Regions from separate parts of the Homo sapiens genome. Here region 1 is linked to region 2. A link is a contact called in ENCODE Hi-C or POLR2A ChIA-PET data. All regions are on one chromosome and are shown on one strand. Each heading gives the region's core, a stretch centred on a gene start or an enhancer-like site at or near the end of the contact. The rest is flanking DNA. Distances are from core to core; before and after follow the strand shown. Region 1 overlaps ALK (ALK receptor tyrosine kinase). Region 2 holds the start of CLIP4 (CAP-Gly domain containing linker protein family member 4).

Region 1 (5,756 bases), core at 991-3,490, 630 kb after region 2:
CTTTTCCATCCCCTTATGATTATTATCTCACTGTTCCTTACAACAACCCTGTGACATAGGTATTACAATTATTCCCACTTTACAGATGAGGAAACTGAGGTTCAGAGAAGATACGTAACTTGCCCTAAGCTAACACCACTAGAAAGAAGCAAAACTAAAGGTTCTTACTGAGATCTGTTTGACTCCACAGCCTGCTCTATCGGCTATTAGGCAATACTGCCAACTATGGGTTTCTTTAAAGTTTTGATTAAAAAAAATTAAAATGTAGCTAGAGATCAGTTTTAAACAATTAATTTTTATGGAAAATGACAATTGCTTACTTGACTCTCTGACAACACATTACTAACACAAAGGACTGTTTGGACTAGGTCCATGCATGCTGGTGACAGGTACCCAAATTATAGGATCAGCATTTGTGAGCCTCTTGAATCTTCAGAATACAAATAGGGAATGGTGCAACAAAGTTTGGCTTTGCTTGAACTCTTTAAATAAGAGGGTGACTTGATCTAAATTATTCTAAGTTCTCAGTTTTCTACCCAGGCATAGGGTTTAATGTAGCACGTGGCTCTCATGCCACCTCCAGCATTTCCCTTAGTTGTGGGTTGTGATATGGTTTAGGTAACTTAGAGAAAGGTTAATGAGAAACCTGACATTTTCTGGGATTCACTGAAACTCTAGGTCCTTAGTCCAGTTTGGGGAGGAAAGTGCCTGTAATTTTTCTTAGGTGCTACCTTTGAGATATCTGTTACATTCTAACTTTCATGTTTTCTATCAGTCCATTGTGTTTGAACCATATGCCTAGTGTCTTTTCACCTGGGAGAGAAAATTAGAAAGGCAAATGCAAGCCATTCTACTCATAATGTTTGTGCAGAAACATGACGAAATAAGCCATGAGGATGTTATGCTAAAAGAAACCACAGTCCCTGAGATGAATCTCACACAGCCCTCTATTCCTCACAGAATCTCAAGGTTGGAAAGTACTGTAGGAAGCCACCAAGTCCAGGTCCCTTCTCAAAGCCCTTGGCAATGACATCTGACCTTTCCTTCACTAGTTCCAAGTGTGTGTGTTTGTTGAGTGGGGGAGGTCACTCTATTTCATGAGTGGCCAGTGCTGACTGATGGAAAAGCCCTCCTCAATTAAAACTCCAGCTTGACCTCTCTCAAACTGTCCTATGGAAAACTAGAGGGAAAACAGCCCATTTCTTCTCCTCTAATCAGGGCTTTATTCACAACAATATGTTCCAACTAGTCTGAAAGTTTACAAACTTATCTTTGAAACAGGTGCTCTTAAGAAAGATCATTTTCATATTCAAATCTAAAAACAAATTTCAGAAACAATTGTCTACAGGTAGGAGACATTAAAAAATAATTGTTTAATGAATGAATGAATGAGTTTACTCACACCAATAAAAATGGAAGTTTCCTTTACTATTGAGTTACCATCAGGATACATCGGTTTTGGAGTGACAGGAGGAGAGCATCTCTTGGACCTCAGAGAGGGGCTGATGTCTCTGTCTCCCTTCCCACCCCATCCTGGGAGACAGGTAGAAGCATCAGTTTACATTTTTATCCCCTCAATGTCCAGCACAGGACCTAGCACAGAGTGAATGCTCAATAAATACTCCAAAGAATTTCCAGTAATGGAAAGAGCCCCAGAGACCATTTGGCCCAATCATTTTCCTCCCAGAAATATAAAAGAGAAACAAGTCAGTAATTTCTTGTGGGTTCCTAGAAAGCCCCTCCCCCACCACCAAATCCAATACCTTTTCATCTGCTTTTGATGCCTAAAGTTCCTTTGATGGAAGTCTAGAGCCTGTCATGGCACACATTGTCAAGCTTTCCCTTCTAAAGTGGCAAGGTCCAAAGGAAAGATAAATTAACCTCAACTCACACTAAGGTATAAAGGACAGTGGGCAGACCTTTCTGGAAAGCTACATAAAACTAACTAGCAACGAAAGAATGAGTCATGTGAATCCTAAATCTCTGCTTCTCTGAGCTAGGTATCATCTAAGCTGATGAGATTGCCTACCTGTCTCCTCTGGGAAAACAAAAAAGCAGTTTGGAAGGGCGGTCAAGTGGACTTCCCTTCTTAAAGGGGTTGCAAGACCCACAACAAGAGATCCACATGGTGCCTTTGATGTGACACTCGTTAGGTGTGGATCAGCTCTCCAGTGCTTTGCAAAGACATCTGTTACCCTGTTAATCACATCCTGGACAAGCTCCAGGATGTCTGAGTCAGGACCCATGGGACACTAGTACTTTTTTAAGAGCCCTTGGTCTACCCTAGAATGACACTTTCTACTCAAGGGTGTGTTGACTAAACTATGAATCAGCAGCCCACACATAGCAAGTGCTCTAAGCATATGGCCCTTGGCAATGCTTCTCAAATGTTAATGTGTGTATGAATCACCTGGTGATCATATTGGAAATGCAGGTTCTGATTAAGTGTCTGGGGTGGAGCCTAAAATTCTGCATCTCTAACAAGCTCCCAGGTGATGAACATGCCGCTGGTCAAACACTATACATTGAATAGGAAGGTTATTTCTAAAATTCACTGGGTGAAAGAAGCCCGTGGGAAGCATGTTGAACAGACACAATCCCAGGTCACCAACCTCAAAGGTTTTGATTCAGAAAAACTGAAATGGGACCATAGTGTATACATATTTAATAGGTATCCCTCAGTGATTCAGAAGAAGGCGCTTAGTCGATGGTACTTTAAGAGATACTAACATATCACTTTTTTTTTTTGAATCACAGTCTCACTCTGTCACCCAGGCTGGAATGCAGTGGCACGATCAAGGCTCACTGCAACCTCTGCCTCCTGGGTTCAAGCGATTCTCGTGCCTCAGCCTCCCAAGTAGTTGGGATTACAGTCGCGAGCCATTACTCCTGGCTAATTTTTGTATTTTTAGTAGAGATGGGGTTTTGCCATGTTGGCCAGCTGGTCTTGAACCCCTGACCTCAAGTGATCCACCTGCCTTGGCCTCCCAAAGTAAGAGATACTAACATATCTCTTGAATGATCATACTGAAGGTGTGTCCTCTGGCCTGTTACAGAAGAGAAATACCTGACATCCACGCCTCCTGACCACTTAGGACAGTGACTGTCAAACTCCAAGGCACATCAAAGTCACCTGGAGGGCTTATTAAAGCTCAAAGAGCTGCCCTCAGTCCCCAGGGTTTCTGATTCAGTAGGTCTGGGGTGGAGCCCAAGAATTCACATTGCTAACCAGTTTTCCAGGAAATGCTAACATTGGTGGTTTGGAGGTCATGCTCTGAGAACCTGTGATATAGATGAAAGGTAACCTTTTAAAAATCACCAGAGGAGCTTTTCAACCCACACTCATTATGAAATGCTTGGGGACACCAACCTATGTCTTTTACAAACAGCACTTCAGTTGCTAAGCACCCACTCAGAGAACAAATACTCCAAAGGAAAGGCCCCTTAATCCTGAATAGATAATAGTTTTAAATAAATATTCTTAGGACCCCAGAGAGACATGTGGGACTGCTGACCAACTAGACCCAGGGGTCTCAGACAGGGAAGACCTCAGGCCCAAACCCAAGGAAAGGCCTAACAGTTGCTGAGCAGGAGGGAAGCTGCTCCATAGGGCGGTGGGCCCATCGTTCTCAGTCCCCAAAGCAAAGGAGGTCATGGCTCCCCCACAGCCCACAGCATCTCCAACCCCCTGAGCCCAGCCATTTATTAGCCCACATAAGGCAACTTCAGTTTAGCCGAACAGCTTATCTATAATATATGGAAACTAGAGAGACACTTGTTCATTGAGATCTTCCCCAAATTTATCAAGACAGGGAGAGAAGAAATGAGTTGAGTCTTCCTGTTCCACGGAATAGGAACACATTCTACCTGGACCTATGGTAATCAGAAGTGCAGTGCTCCTCCCCTAAAACACTCCAGACCCTTGAAAGCAGGTTCATGTCATTATCTCAAGAGCAGCATTAGCCAGGAAGGCTAATGAGGGCTCCCTGCCAGGAAGGAACAGCCTAGAGATGCATTTCAGGAAAGAGGCAGCAGGCAGAGAACAGCTGCCCCAGACAGACAGCACATCCGCCGAGGGCATGATTGCATGGGACTCGAGAAGTATAGTAATGCATTGCTTAACGATGGGGATTTGTTCTAAGAAATGCATCATTAGATGATTTCATCACAGTGTGAACATCACAGAGTGCATTTACACAAACCTAGATGGTAGCCTACTATATGCCTAGGCTATATGGTATAGCCTATCGATCCCAGGCCACAAACCAGGCCACAGTACAGCATGTTACTGTACTGAATACTGTAGACAACTGTATAACAATGGTATTTGTGACCTAAACATATTAAAATATAGAAAAGGTACTAAGCTGGGCAGAGTGGCTCATGCTTATAATTCAAGAACCTTTGGAGGCCAAGGTGGGAGGACTCCTTGAGCCCAGGAGTTTGAGAACAGCCTGGGCAACATAGTGAGACCCCATCTCTACAATAAATTAAAAAATTAGCTGGGCATGGTGGCATATGCCTGTAGTCCCAGCTACTTGGGAGGCTGAAGTGGGAAGATTGCTTGAGGTCAGGTTGATTGCTTGAGTGGAGTGGAGTGTAACGGAACAGAATGGGAAGGAAGGAAGGAAGGAAGGAAGGAAGGAAGGAAGGAAGGAAGGAAGGAAGGAAGGAAGGAAGGAAGGCAGGCAGGCAGGAAGGAAGGAAGGAAGGAAGAAAGGGAGGGAGGGAGGGAAAGAGAGAAAGAGAAAGAAAGAGAATGACAGAGGCCGGGCGTGGTGGCTTGTGGCTCATGCCTGTAATCCCAGCATTTTGGGAGGCCAAGGTGGGTGGATCATGAGGTCAGGAGTTCGAGACCAGCCTGGCCAGCATGGTGAAACCCCATCTCTACTAAAAATACAAAAATTAGCAGGGCATGGTGGCCTGCGCCAGTAGTCCCAGCTACTCCAGCGGCTGAGGCAGGAGAATCGCTTGAAGCCAGGAGGCAGAGGTTGCAGTAAGCCGACACTGAGCCACTGCACCCCAGCCTGGGCAACAGAGCAAGACTCCATCTCAAAAGGAAGGGGAGGAGAGGGGAGGGAAAAGAGAAGAAAGAAAGGTTACAGTAAACATTAAAGATAATAAATGGTACACCTGTATAGGGCATTTACCACGAATGAAGCTTGCCTGGACTGAAAGTTGCTTTGGGTGAGTCAGTAAGGAGTGGTGAGTGAGGGTGGCCTAGGACATTACTGTACACTCCTGTACATTTTAGAAACACTGTACACTTAAGCTACACTAAATTTATTTTAAAAAAATTAATTGTGCTAGGACATTACGATGGCTATGACTTCAGCACGCGATAGGAATTTTTCAGCTTCCTTATAAAGCTTATGAGACCGCTGATGTATGTGCAGTCCTTCATTGCCTGAAATGTTGTTATGTGGCCCGTGACTAGTTTGATTTGGGTTCTGCCTGCCCCATGGTCTCGGGGATGGGAAAGGCGTTGAGTTGTGTGTTTATGGAGTGTGAGCATCTCAGCTTCTTGTAATCCCAAGTAATAACTGCACTTTCTGTTCCTCTTGCCTTCTGCTACTCTGAGTTAATGAATAACACCAGGTAACTAGTTTCTGAGGCAGCCTAGGATCCCAATTCTCAGGTTCCTGCTTGTATGAAGCACCATTTTACCGAAACTTAGGGACAATTCTGAGGCAGTGACCACCTTTCATGAGGTGACATGTTGCCAGGCACAGTAGAAGCAAAGCAAGTGTCCACCA
Region 2 (5,828 bases), core at 1,535-4,034:
TTGTTGATTCTGTTGGGCTTTTTATGCTGATGATCACACCTGTAAACATCACAGACAGGAAGATATTAGGGGCTCTGCCCAGTGCTCTGATCTTTTGCATTTAAGCACTTCTGCTAGTTGAACTCCAATCTGGTGCCCCAATTCTGACAGTTGGGTGTCTCTCATGGTCCTAAGGGCCTAGGCCCCCTATACACTCACAAATTAGAAACTGATGATATTCCATCCCATATCCAGTCCATGTAAAAGCAGTGACCTTGTCTTCTTTTGCTATTTCCTCTAACCCTTTTATCATGGTCGGGGTCCTGAGAGCTGCTGACAGATCTTCCTGCTGCCGAGTGTCTGAATTCCTGAATGCTGCTCTATGCAGCCATTCTGGGTCTTTAATGCCCCCAAAGACAGCCTGTGTAGGTTAGCAAAGTAGTGAATCAACATAGGCCTTCAGATCAGACAGACTTAGGTTTGAATCTTATTTCTGCCCCTGGCTACATGGAGCAAGTCACGCAGCCTCCCAGAGTCTGCTTCTTCATTTGTAAAGTGAAGACAAGATTTCCATAGGTCAAGTGCCTTACAGTGGTCAGTGAGTAATGCCCTTTCTCCACACTGTGATGTTGACCAGTAAGTTGATCACCTCCTGACGCTGTGGATTATTGCTATACTTTTCAGGAACTTTGTGTCTCCAGATAGAATTGAATCTCAGCAGCTACAGTTGGTCCACATCCCCATGTGCCTTCCCACCCCAATGAATAGTTCAAGTTCCAAGTTCTGGCCACATATCATTGTCCAGTCTCACTCTGGTTAACTGGGCAATACCTGGTTCTAAAGCTTGTATGTCACGAGGTATTCTAGGAAGCATGACTCCAACGAGCACTTGCATTCTTGATGATGGTATAAAGAAGTAACGTCAGATTTTTGAACAAAGGCAACTAAGTGAGTGGGAGACTCTGGTGGCTTGGTATCCTGGGAATTTGCCTATGTATCATACAGTGTTTGGGTGTAGCAGATAAAGCCAGTGGCCTGGCTGGTTCTAACAGAGATCTTTATTATAACTAAGAACAACTGAGCTAGCCATGCCTTGTCACCTACTAATAGTGGTATTTCAGATGGATAATTTAAATCAGCAATAAAAGTGAACTGTATACGTTTGGAAACTTCACCAATAGCTACTCTGTTACACACAGATCTTTATGACTTTCTGTGGTTCAATGACAATTGGCCTCATTTATAGGTGCTTGAAGCCAACCAAGGGCAGATTGCCTTCCTTCTTTTAACCAGCTAAAGAGATGGGTGGGTCAGACAAGAAGAGGGTATGATGAAAGCAGGGAAAGGGAGGTGGACTCTTCAGAGGGAGGAGGAAGTATCCGTGTCACATTATCTCTGAGAGCACTCGCAGATGCTGAGCCTGCAGAGACAGAGAAACTGGCAGCTGACCAGGGTCAGGGATGGTCATGTATTCAAATATTGTGGGTTTTAGTCAAGTGTGCTCCACCCGATTCAACAATGTGATGTGACTGCTCCTAGCAACTATTTTGATATGGTGAATGTTGTTAAGCATAGGACCTAAGAAGAGGTGGCAGTCTCTTTCCTCTCCGCACTTGGCAGGCCACCCACTCATTCCTGATAATCACATTTAAGAGAGCTCTGGACAAGCTGGAATGCATCCAAGAGAATCCCTCAACATGCTGGTGAGTGGGATTGTGACCAGGTCATATCAGGAGTAGCCTAAGGGACAGGTAATGTGTGTCTTGGATGAATTGGAGTCAGACTTAAGAGTCCCCAGGGCAGAAACAAAATCCAGTGAGGGAGAGATGCAGGGAGCTGGATTTTAGCTCCTAAGGTAGAAAATTTCCAAAAGGCTGATCAAAGATTAAATGGCTGCCTTAAAAGGTAATGAGTTCCTTGTTAGTGGAGGTGTTCAACCACTGCTTGGTGGGAAGACACTGTAAGGAGGATTCAGGCAAGTGGGAAGGGGGCTTTTTCCAGTCCCTGAAATCAATGATTCTAACAGGAAAAGATGCTCCGGGGTGCGGTGAGCGCTTACCTCTGCTCTTGCAGAGACACTGACAGACGTTCATTCAACATCTGTTCCTGCCAGGCACTGTGCGCGCTGAACACAGAAGTACAGCCTCTATGAAGCAGCCGCTGTAGGCCTCAGAGACAGCTGATAGATGTAACACTGTTGTCTCCATGTTTCAAACTTCGGTCATGGTCTTACTAGGTCTCCTCATTAAGGGGACTCACTATGTGTCCAGTAACGCTTTCTTGTTACCAGATGACAGAGAGTCAGGCTGTCAGAGTTCACGACTTTAGGTGCACAGTTTCACCCTGTCTGGTCCTTGGGAGACGGAGAAGGGGTCAGGAGAAAACGTGGGTGAAGAGGCAGCAAAGCCGCAGGAGATATGAACTAATTGCTCAACGTGGGTGTAGCACGGATTAGGCCTTTTACAGCAAGCGCTGCCAGCAGGGAACTGGTGGATGTACTCTTGACCACGCTCGGCTGGACTCTGGGGAGCCCAAGACGGGTAAGACTAGGTCCCCGGCCCCAGCAGCTGGTGGGGGCGCCGCAGGTTAGAGACGTGAGGCCGCGAGGCTGAGGGCTGTGAAGGCGGTGGGCACGCACGGCGTGCCGGGGCCGCCTGGCTTCGCGGCGGGGGAGGTAACACTGCGACACCCCGCAGACGCTGTCAGCCGGGGTCGCGGCCCCGCGTGCGCCCGATCATCTGACTGCTGGGGAGTGCGGGGGCGCGGGAGCCAGGCGAGCCAGCGCAGGCGCGCGCTGCCTCCTCCGTCCCCACCGAGTCCCCAGCGCGTGCGCGGGGCCGTGGCCGAGGCCTGCGCGCCGCCCGGCCGCCTGCACTGCGCGCGCGCCCACCCCGCGTGGGAGGCAGCGGGAGGGGCCCGGAGAGGTGTGGAGCGGCGCGGCGGGAGGCTCCGTGGGCGGCCACGGGAGACAGCGCCGGCGGGAGCGCGCCTCTCGGCCTTTCCTCCGCGCCCCCGCGTCCCCAGCCGGCCGCTCCGAGAGGACCCGGAGGAGGCAGGTGGGCCGGGGGCGCGCGGGGCCCCCCCGGGCCGCGGGCTGGCCGGCGGCGGGGTTGGGGCCGGGGTGGGCGGCCCTGGGGGCCCGCGGGGAGGTCAGTGGCCCCGGGAGGGTCGCGCAGAGGCGCTGGGGGCTGTGGAAGCCCCGCGGCCGCCTCCCGTGGGCACCGGTGTCGCTGGCCGCGGGGAGGCCTTCTCGGGGCGGAGCGGCCCACCCGGCGGGGATGGGGACTCCTCGTGGCGGCCGCTGACGGACGGCCCAACTTTAGGTTGAGGGGCGCGGGGTGTGCGGGACCCGGCGGCGGAGCTGGGCTCTGGGCCACGACCGCCAGCCGCGGCTGCCCCGAGAGTCCCCGCACGCGCAGTGGCTTTCCAACGCGGCCTCTTCCCATTTCTCACTTGACTCCCCTTGCGCATTAAATTGTCGAGAAACCTTTGGCCAGTGGGTCTTCAAAGCTAAACCAAATGGCTGTCCTTGCAGTCCTTGGCTACCTGAGATCCCTTAATTCTGAACCATCCGCACCTGGGAGGGGAAGTTGAAAGGAGCGCTGGAGCTGAGCCCGCATCCTTAAGGATCCCATTCACTGCTTATGATGGTAGAGCTTTGAATTAGATGTCAGGCTGTTCACGTCATCCAGACTCTGGTTTTCAGCTCTGTGCTGAGACAGTGTTTTGATACGTATCAGAGGATGATGTTCCTATGGGACAATAACTTGCTGTATGTTCTGAGATACTAGACTGCGTTCATATTGTAGCACCATCATCGTATAAAACGGGCGCCTTTGAAAGGTTTCAGTAAACACCTTCCTCAGGAACATCCGCCAGCACTTAAATTGTACTTCACTTTCACTTTGACGTTTGTTGTTTGTGAATCTTGTGCACAATTTAAAGTGAGTCGTCTAAACAGCACAGGATCACGTGGTGCGGGGCATTGAGCAACTGGGGAGGAAAGCAGAGACTTGAACCTGCTGGAGTCTAGTTGGTCTGCGTTTTTATGTTGGAGAACCATCCTGGTTCCAGCTTATTTTGCTTTCGTAAATATGATGCATTTTTTAAATGCTTTCATTTGATACGGTCTATCTGGACTGTAAGATTGAGTCTAGCCATGCATGGAATGTGTTTACTTCTGTTTTGTAGAAGATTTAGCCCATGGTATTCTATTTGTAGGATTCATTTCAGACATTTTGTGTTTACCACATACAGTCCCACCAGCAAGGGCTTTTAAAAAAGTGACCTATGTTGTCTCTCATAGCTTATGACAACTCCAATTTTGACACGTGTTTGAAACTAGTGATCTTTAGATTATATAAAATCAACTTCACTCTTTCTCCCTGTTCAAACCTCAAACTCTGGTTACTTTTAGGCTTACTGCTCCCTTGTTAATTATTTATAATGAACTATGGAGCTATAGGCTTGCTTTAGTGTGTTAACCTTTATTTGTGTCTTGTTTCAGGCATTTGTATATTGTTTTCTCATCTGGAGAGTGAGCTGCACTGTTTTCCTTCAGTGCTGTTTAGAAGAGCTTTCGGAGACCAGAAACATGTTCTTTTTGCATTACCCAATATGGTAGCACTAGCCACATATAGCTTTTGACCACTTGAATGGGGCTAGAGCAGTGGAAGCACTGAAATTTTAATATTTTTTTTCTTTTCCTTTTCTCTCTCTCTTTTTTTTGTTTTTGTTTTTTTTTTTTGAGACGGAGTCTCGCTCTGCTCTGTCACCCAGGCTGCAGTGCAGTGGCCTGATCTCTCCTCACTGCAATCTCTGCCTCCCAGGTTCAAGCGATTGTTCTGCCTGAGCCTCTCGAGCAGCTGGGATTACAGGCGCCTGCTACCACACCCTGTTAATTTTTGCTGTGGGGTTTCACCATATTGGCCAGGGTGGTCTCGAACTCCTGACCTGAAGTGATCTGCCCATCTCGGCCTCCCGAAGTGTTGGGATTACAGGCATGAGCCACTGCACCTGGCCAATTTTTAAATTAATTTAAATAGTCACATGTGGCTAGTAGTTAGCTGGTCAGATGCCACAGCTTTAACTTATTAGTCTCCAGGAAGCCTTCGTTGACCCTCTTGAATCTGTGCTTTCATAGGACTCAGCTGTCCTTGGTCATAGCACTTACTACTTTCAACTTTCTGGTAGGAATCAACACTAGGCTGTAATTTATATGAGGGCAAGGACAGATCTGGTTTCTTTACCTTTGCATAGCTTAGAACTTAGTAAGAAAAACTGAATAAATATTTGTTAAATGCATAAATAGCTTTTTCAGGGCAGGTATTTCAATTTTTAATTCTCTCTAAGGCCAACTAAGTGTTCAGTACTGTAAATACCTGTTTAGTAGATTGTACAGATGTTATGTAGGTAGCAAATAAAAGGATCATTGGAGTTATGCTTTAAATACTTACGTGGTGAGATTGGAATCTCAGGAGAATGATGACTCATAACAAAGTATTACAGGAAATTGAATGAAAGGGCCTCATGATTCCAGCTAATGTAGACACAGCTTTGGTCTCCTATTAGTTGAATAACTCAAGGACACTCTTGAACCATATCTCAAATCTGAAGTCTCCTGGCTTCAGTAAGGCCCTTTTATGGGGTCCAGACAGTCCTGAACCAGCCTGAAGATGCTAGTGGACATCCCCATTTATTACTGCTCTGTGTTAAAGCATGGACCAAGGAGTCTTGGAAAAAAAATCACAAGGTATTTGAGCCACGTTATGTAAGATGCTTTTGCTAACAGCTAACTTGGAGTGATGAGTAGGGTGAAATTCCTATAGAAATCAGAGTTTGGGGAATTT

The links. Hi-C counts contacts between places; a loop is a spot of excess contacts on that map. ChIA-PET counts read pairs that join two places held with the same protein, here RNA polymerase II (POLR2A). Pooled maps may share reads with other maps.
Region 1: a loop to region 2 is called in a pooled map, with 3 times the contacts of the local background. The contact joins the enhancer-like site here to the promoter of CLIP4 in region 2. A Hi-C loop is called at or near these places in 2 of 37 single-sample maps with no recorded cell type and 2 of 50 pooled maps. POLR2A ChIA-PET finds 5 or more read pairs at or near these places in 1 of 52 experiments (Panc1).

What each region holds. Positions count from the first base shown.
Region 1 is chr2:29,746,016-29,751,771 of GRCh38, forward strand. All of the region lies in intron 1 of ALK (ALK receptor tyrosine kinase), which reads right to left. Among named protein-coding and RNA genes, the nearest start is that of ALK, 170 kb to the right of the region's middle. Within about 2 kb of position 2,241, at least 3 of the 41 ENCODE cell types and tissues checked have a DNase peak (open chromatin) inside an H3K27ac peak, as active enhancers do.
Region 2 is chr2:29,112,631-29,118,458 of GRCh38, forward strand. It overlaps CLIP4 (CAP-Gly domain containing linker protein family member 4), which reads left to right and starts at 2,785. Exons shown (of 16, transcript NM_024692.6): 1 at 2,785-3,035. It overlaps LOC105374386 (a long non-coding RNA gene), which reads right to left and starts at 2,114. Exons shown (of 3, transcript XR_007086265.1): 1 at 2,039-2,114. RefSeq lists silencers at 2,646-3,005, 3,196-3,435.